2 separate regions of the Mus musculus genome follow, and region 2 is linked to region 1. The links are chromatin loops, found by intact Hi-C in ENCODE. Cell type or tissue: left cerebral cortex. All regions are shown on one strand.

Region 1 (4,000 bases):
GCATGTTTAGCGTGTGGGGTTTAGTATCTCCCCAACCTCATGAGCAGTTTTGACTCCCCTAAACATACAGAGTTCGAGCGGGAATTCCGGAAGACATTAGAGTAACACATCCTCTTTACCTTGTTCCCTCCTTTTTTCAATCACTAAATTTTGTCTTGGCCTATATCTGTTCAAAATATTTTTCAAATGAACTTATTATACAAAGTAGTTATATTGCATGCAGCAAGAACAATAAAAACCAAAGGCCTGGCCACAAAAGAAATAGACTAGACTAAAACTAAGCAAAGCCCAGAGGAAAGAGTTAGCAAAGGGTTAAAATCCTTTTGATTGACGTTGTAGCCTCCGGTGCCCCGGGCTCAGGCGCGCGCCATTGGCCGCCAGACCTTGTGCCTAGCGGCCAATGGGGGGGCGCAGTCCACGAGCGGTGCCGCGTGTCTCTTCCTCCCATTGGCTGAAAGTTACTGTGGGAAAGAAAGTTTGGGAAGTTTCACACGAGCCGTTCGCGTGCAGTCCCAGATATATATAGAGGCCGCCAGGGCCTGCGGATCACACAGGATCTGGAGCTGGTGCTGATAACAGCGGAATCCCCTGTCTACCTCTCTCCTTGGTCCTGGAATAGTGCTACCGATCACTAAGTAGCCCTAAGACATAATAAACCTTCAACTGCTCAGTAGTTTTTCTTATGAAAGTCAAGTAAAAGGACGTAAGCAAAAAAAAATTATTTTTTTTTTGCGTGAAGGATTCCAAAAATAAAATTCTCTGGGGACTGAGAAGAAAAAAAAAAAAAAAACGAAAATGCCAGCTGATATAATGGAGAAAAATTCCTCCTCCCCGGTGGCTGCTACCCCAGCCAGTGTCAACACGACACCGGACAAACCAAAGACGGCCTCTGAGCACAGAAAGGTAAGACAGTACCTGCGTCTAGAAATTAAGTGGGTTGTGCACAGCGGGACTCCTTTTACTTTTCTCTTAAAACCTCGGGGTGAAATGGCAGATCCCGTGGGAACTCAGGACCTCTTTTCTCCCCCTTTGCAGTCATCAAAGCCTATCATGGAGAAGAGGCGAAGGGCAAGAATAAATGAAAGTCTAAGCCAACTGAAAACACTGATTTTGGATGCACTTAAGAAAGATGTAAGTGAGCAATGCTTTTTTTTATTTTTAATTACGAATGGAATGGCATTTCCCAGGCACAAAGAACTAAGCTCTTAGCCTGCTGCATGTGGATCTTACCCCGCCAGCACTACGTTCCCACTGGCGGGAGAGAGGCCGCCGGGCCCTGGGATGTGGGACATGCGGGCGGGGACCTTCAGAACTCGGAGGCAGCTGACAAGGAGGACTGACTTTCATCCCTTGTTTTTTCTGCGCAGAGCTCCCGGCATTCCAAGCTAGAGAAGGCAGACATTCTGGAAATGACTGTGAAGCACCTCCGGAACCTGCAGCGGGCGCAGATGACCGGTAAGGACCGCGCGTGCGTCCCCTCTCTGCGGGTGTCCCTCTCGGCCCGCGGTGATTTCTTCCAGACTTCCGCCCGCGGTTGTGAGAGGCATTCAGCTACATTTTACTGCCTTGGCTCACTCCGCGTTCCCACGGTCTGGGTCTTATTTATAGCCACAGCTCCCAAGTTGTTACTGCTCCGGAAATGGAGGGAGAGGCTGTAGCCGAGAAGGGTGGTGGGCAGCTTGGCTGTGGTAGAAGCCGGTGAGGGCGAAAGGACGTAAGACTGAGGAAGTTTGGGGCTGGATAGAAGGTAGGGGTCAGTGGTTTAGCACCGGTCCAACCCCTGCCGCAGGAGGGGAAGTGGGGTTTGGAAGGCGCCTTGGGTGGCATTGTCCAAGGTCAGGTCGCGCGCGGGACTAGGGGTGGCAGATCTGGAGCTGAGATCGGTTTAGATGGAGGGAGTGTCCTGGCTTATGTCCCCAACCTAGGGAGAAGGAGCTGGCTGTTCTTAGCCTACCCAACCCTCCCAACCCCAGGTGGTTCCGGAGGCGCGCTGCGGGGACCTCCCAGGGCGGGAGGCTGTATGGCTCCGGGGCCAGGGCTTTTCGGTGACCCATCTTTTCTCCTTCTGGCCTGCAGCCGCGCTCAGCACAGACCCGAGCGTGTTGGGGAAATACCGCGCCGGCTTCAGCGAGTGCATGAACGAGGTGACCCGCTTCCTGTCCACGTGTGAGGGCGTTAACACCGAGGTGCGCACTCGGCTGCTGGGCCACCTGGCCAACTGCATGACCCAGATCAACGCCATGACCTACCCCGGGCAGGCGCACCCCGCCTTGCAGGCGCCGCCGCCGCCGCCCCCGTCAGGACCTGCCGGTCCCCAGCACGCGCCATTCGCGCCGCCGCCGCCGCCGCTTGTGCCCATCCCCGGGGGCGCGGCGCCCCCTCCCGGCAGCGCACCCTGCAAGTTGGGCAGCCAGGCTGGAGAGGCTGCCAAGGTTTTTGGCGGCTTCCAAGTGGTGCCGGCTCCTGACGGCCAATTTGCCTTTCTCATCCCCAACGGGGCCTTCGCTCACAGCGGCCCGGTCATCCCGGTCTACACCAGCAACAGTGGGACCTCGGTGGGTCCTAACGCAGTGTCACCTTCCAGTGGCTCCTCGCTCACTTCGGACTCCATGTGGAGACCGTGGCGGAACTGAGAGCCTCAGGCCACTGCTACCCGTAAAGTCCCTAGCCCACCTCTCTCTTCTGACGGACACTAAAAACGAACTTGGATTTTAGGAGAGACTTTTATAATTTGGTGGTTATTTTGTTGCTTTTTTTAATTCTAAAAAGTTACTTTTTGTAGAGAGCTGTATTAAGTGACTGACCATGCACTGCATTTGTATATATTTTATATGTTCATATTGGATTGCGCCTTTGTATTATAAAAGTTGAGATGACATTTCGTTTTTTACACGAGATTTCTTTTTTTATGTGATGCCAAAGATGTTTGAAAATGCTCTTAAAATATCTTCCTTTGGGGAAGTTTATTTGAGAAAATATAATAAAAGAGTGAAGGCTTTTATGTCTTAGAACTGATTATTTCAAAATTTGTAAAAAAAAAAAAGTGGTGGGGCTTGAAATTCATGTAGTTTGGCAATTCAGAAATAGGATGTATTTTTTAAAGTTTTAAACAGGAACCATCAAACCTTTCAGCAACACTCAATGATCTAAGAAGACCTAATTTATGAGAATTCATTTGATGGGGCTTTCCTGATAAACAGTCCTTATTTTTTTACCTTCCAAAGGGCGGCTCCCAACTCACTCCCTGTAGTAGCCACTGGCCTCCTAAAGTAAAAGCGCGCTCAAGCCACATTGCAGCCCTCCAGCATTGGGACCTTCATTTGTCTGTCCTTACTCAGGCGTAGCTAGGCATCCCCTGGCACCCGTATCACAAAGTTTGAAATGCCTCTCTTCACCCTCTTCAAGCAAGCTGAAAAGGTCAACAGATTCTCTCTGCCAGGGTACAACTAGTTAGACTCCCAAGTGGAGCCCGGGCCAGATGATTAACAGCAGACATATGTTTCTGATAAGTTTCTGCGCTTGACTTTAATGGAGAAAGCATGTGGGGGTTGCGCTGGCAGGCACACGGGCCGTTTTTCCCCTTTTAATACAAACAGCAAGCGACCCCTTCGCATGGTCATGCCCCATTTCCAGGCAAGATGTGGGCTCCAGATAGAAGCAAAAGGGTTGTCTCGGGTTTCAGCTCACACAACCCTCCTTAACAAGTCCTAACTCAAAGCGGACAGCTTTAAACTGTGCCAGGATCTGCAGGGAATTTCTTCCAAATCCCATCACAAAGGCTTGTCAGATTTTCTCAGATTTGGCCAGGTGTTTGACTGCATCCAGGTGTTGGGGAAATGAAAACCACGAGCCCTGCGAGACCAGACACATCAGCCGCGCTGTGGGTCTGGCCGGCGCGCCCTTCCTCCCCCACAGCCGGCCAGTCCTCCGCCCAGCCCCCGCTCCTCCCGCCCGCCTCTCAACCCCCTACCCCCTTTCCCTTACAGCGGCGGCTTCTGGG
Region 2 (4,000 bases), 440 kb before region 1:
ACCTTTATCCTGCCCCCAAGATGTCTATGTAAATATTACAAGATCATCCCACCCAAAACTCACATCTGCAAAACAGTCTGGGCCCCATGTGAGTCAGGGCAGGAATGCTCAGCTCTGTGTGCTTTGACACTTCTAGTTTCCTGACACTTAGGGTAATGCAGTGGTGGTTTTCTCTTGGGAGTAGAGTGCAATAGGTTGCTACTTTCTGCAAACAAAGTCTCAGTTTGTTTTTTTTCTAGTTACATTTTGTTCAATATAAAAATATGGGATGTCAGGGGGTGTGGCTTCTCAGCAGTTGGATTGTGTTACCCATACTGCTCCCTTTAATTGAGTAATTGGTAACTCAATTGCAATAACTCAAGCTTTCGCCATCTCCTGGATGGGATTGGTATTTGTTTGGCCTACTAGCATTATTGTTGTTACTGGATATTACAAACAGTACATGCTCTGACAGGACTGTAGTGCCACAGAGGTACTGTTGTGCTAACCGTGCAACTTAATAGAAAGCATTGCTTCCTGACTGTTGTCAGCTGGTGTGCACAGTCTGAGACCAGCGTCCAGGTCCTAACTCTGCCCTTAGACGAGGCTTTCATACTCTTCTTACCTTGGCTTCCCCATTGCTAGCTAGGCAAAGATCATCCCTTACCAACCTACTCTGTACAGTGAATGAATACACTTTGAATGTAGCTACATGCTTACTTAGAACTTTGTAGATTTTGAAGCATGTAAACTAATAAATCTAATACCTGACTTTAAAAATTATGTAAGTGCACTTAAAGCTATTGCTTTCAATTAACTCTTTTTTTAAGACAGCATTTCTTTGTGGACCAGGCTAGCCTCAAACCCACCTGCCTCTGCCTCAGTCATGCTGGGATTAATGGAGTGCACCACCACTGCTGGGCAACAGTCCTTTTCTGTTTGTTTTGTTGTTTGAGCCAGGACTTCTCTCTGCCCTGCAACTCGATGTGTAGACCACGTTGGCCTCGAACTTGAAGATCTGCCTTTCAGTTAACTTTTCAAAGTAAATCTTGTATACAAGTAACTTTTAGTGCTCAACAACATCTATTATAACATTGGTTTTTTTTCTTTTCTCATTTTAGATTAAGGATACTTGGCATCAAGTTTATAGAAGACATTTCTTAAAAACAGCTCTAAATCATTGTAACCTTTGTCGCAGAGGTTTTTATTACTACCAGAGGCATTTTATAGATTCTGAGGTGAGGTTTCAAATAAATTAATTAATTAATTAATTAATTTTAATAATAATTGATGAAAGATGGTAAAAAGTAAACTTCAGTTTTACTATGAATTTTAAGCCCTTGAGCATCTGGAAGAAAAGAGTGTGTAACTTATAAAGAATAACTTTTTATCTTGTTAGAGATTTACCAGTTTAGCAGTAACTGACTTCTGTGCGTATCCTCAGGAGCTGTAAGAATGTGGAGAGACAGTCTCTTGTACCCCAGAGTAGCTGGAAACAGTTTTGTGTTTATATATAAGAGGAGGATGTGTGTATAGCATAGCCATTGGCATGTGCCCTGGAGACTGTATAGTAATACTACTTTACGATGCACTTTTTTGTGTCATAATTATTTTCTCACATCACTGAAATCTTGCTTTCTCTAAAAGAACTCTAAGTTCTTGTAAAGGGCATAGCTCTCATACCTTTTAAAGTAACCCCTAGGTGGCAGCAGACTTATGTCTTTTGACATTTTCTCATAAAGAAAAATGTTTTAAAATAGCCCTTGAAAAGCTCTGCTAATCTATGTTGTTACTAAACTGAAGTTTCTAAGTGCTTTTCTGAGTTTATTTCAGCTCAAAAGAAATAATGTATATGTTTGTGTGTGTGTGTGTGTGTGTGTGTGTGTGTGTGTGTATGTATGTATGTATGTATGTGTGTGTGTATGTGTGCATATGTGTGTTAGATAAGCACTGATATTTTTACTAAACCTTAGGAAATATGTTCTACATAATTAACATAGGCTTTGTTTCTACATTTTCATCTGATCTTCTTAACGGCTTACCACTGCAGCTGGAATGCAATGACGTGGTCCTGTTTTGGCGAATACAGCGCATGCTCGCTATCACTGCCAATACATTAAGGCAGCAGCTTACAAACACTGAAGGTAAGAAACTCCTAAAAAACAGATTGATTAGAAAAACCTTAGAATCATAACTTGCTTTGAAATATTAATTAAAAATTAAATTACAATTAGAAAATTATAGGGATAAAAGATGCTACAAATCTACTTCCATTAAAGTTAAAATAAAAAGACAGGCGTCCTGAGCACTACTTGGTGGTTTTGAAGTTTGTATGTCTGTCTGTTATGGCTTGAGAACACGTCATCCTCAGACTGTGGGTAAGATTGATGCTGATAAATGTACTAGAGAATGGGAAGTGTAAATTCAAGGGAATAACTAACGTGGGATGCTTAGTTCTCATTCAGTTCATGAACACTGCTCTTCTGGGTTTTTATTTACTCTGAACAGTTAGGCGACTAGAGAAAAACGTTAAAGAGGTATTAGAAGATTTTGCAGAAGACGGTGAGAAGAAGGTTAAATTGCTCACTGGCAAACGAGTTCAGCTGGCAGAAGATCTCAGTAAGTATTTTCTCCTACCCCGGCTTCCTGGACCCCATCCGCATCTTCATGTCTCCCATTCAATCGCAAGCTTAAAGAAAACTTACAGCTACCTAGGAAGAACTGGTTTTGTTCTGCATTGTTAAAATAAGACATTGACCTAAAATCTTATCACTTCCAAATACTTGAATGTGTGTTTCCTAGGAATAAAGATTTTTCTCCTAGCAACTGGCAAAATCAGAGTGTCACTGTAGCTAATCCTTAGACCTCATTCATCTCTTAGTGGTAGGTGTTATCCTACCACATCACACAATGTTCCGGCTCATTCCCTAACAAAGCTTACTTAACTACTTACTTACTTTCTTCCTTCCTTTTTTTGTTTTAGAATGATATTTAGAAATCAAGGTCTAAGAACTATATATACTTGTTAGTGAGTATGAGTTCTTGGGTCTTCTCAGTAGAAGGTGTGTGTGTGTGTGTGTGTGTGTGTGTGTGTGTGTGTGTGTGTGTGTGCGCGCGCGCGCGCGCGCGCGTGTGTACATGTGCATACCTACTCCTAATTTTCTGTATCTATTGAAGACTTAAGTAGATGCTCACTGTTCCAGGTTGTACCCAGTTCTGCTGGTTTGTTCTTGACTTTGCTCTTTTCTATACTTGTAATCCTAACAGCATGGAACTGACTTCCAGAATCCTTAGCCCAATTATATTTTGATCAGTCCTCTAAATGTATAACCAAACTTTGCTGCTGCCCCCATTACACAAATGTTCTTCTCACCCAGCTTGGAATCTTAGCTGTCTTACACCAGACCACCACCACAGTGCCTCACTCTGCGCCATGTCCTCTTCACACGCTGTGGCATCCTGTCAGAGGCTGATCTTTAGAAACTCCTTTCCCCGAGTTCATGATCTGACCTTTGTGTCAGGGGTCTCTGCATCTCATCTTTCCCATATTTTTCCCCTTACCCATCTCCTGGGGTTCCTCTCCTCTGAAGCCAGACTTGGCTTTCCTGGAAACTCTCTCTTCATCATGCTTGCACTCCAACACCCTACATCAGCCTATCCCACACAGATGTGCATCGTGGGACCAGGCTGCCATCACCCTGATAGCTCTGCTTGGGCTTTAGGCCTATAGCATCCCACCCACAACCTTGCTTTGTTGGAAGCATGTTTGGCTCTTAGATGCTGGTAACTTACTAGCATGGATGCTTGCTTGGATCTTTGAGAGCCCAAGGTGATCAGAGATGCATTAACATTATTATATAACTCTTGGTAGTCAGCACTTCTGAGTCTAGCTAATTATAAGTGTCCCTTCTTTGAGCTTATGAAACTTTTTCATTTCAGAGTATACTTAAATGTATATGTTTTCTGACAAGAAAGAAAATAAACACTGAGTAGGAAGAAGGATTTCAAGGTTGGGAGCAGT

Evidence for each region. Peaks named below come from ENCODE experiments on the same cell type or tissue, not always from the same donor. Only the 100,000 strongest peaks of a DNase experiment are listed, where the experiment ranks them.
Region 2: it touches region 1 in a loop (4-fold over the local background); 10 of 42 quality-filtered maps call a loop at or near these places.

What each region holds. Positions count from the first base shown.
Region 1 is chr16:30,064,796-30,068,795 of GRCm38, forward strand. It overlaps Hes1 (hes family bHLH transcription factor 1), which reads left to right and starts at 562. Exons shown (of 4, transcript NM_008235.2): 1 at 562-903; 2 at 1,036-1,131; 3 at 1,368-1,455; 4 at 2,077-3,001. The coding sequence starts at 796. The coding sequence ends at 2,633. It overlaps Gm32998 (a long non-coding RNA gene), which reads right to left. Exons shown (of 3, transcript XR_876001.2): 3 at 3,068-3,852. In left cerebral cortex, CTCF peaks have their summits at 500 and 2,390 (motif pointing left); DNase peaks (open chromatin) are centred at 46, 439, 1,543, 2,365 and 2 more places; H3K4me3 peaks cover 3,795 bases; H3K27ac peaks cover 3,418 bases.
Region 2 is chr16:29,627,597-29,631,596 of GRCm38, forward strand. Opa1 (OPA1, mitochondrial dynamin like GTPase) reads left to right here. Exons shown (of 29, transcript NM_133752.3): 25 at 1,101-1,217; 26 at 2,030-2,123; 27 at 2,488-2,598. Among named protein-coding and RNA genes, the nearest start is that of Opa1, 50 kb to the left of the region's middle. In left cerebral cortex, a CTCF peak has its summit at 1,671 (motif pointing right); a DNase peak (open chromatin) is centred at 1,656.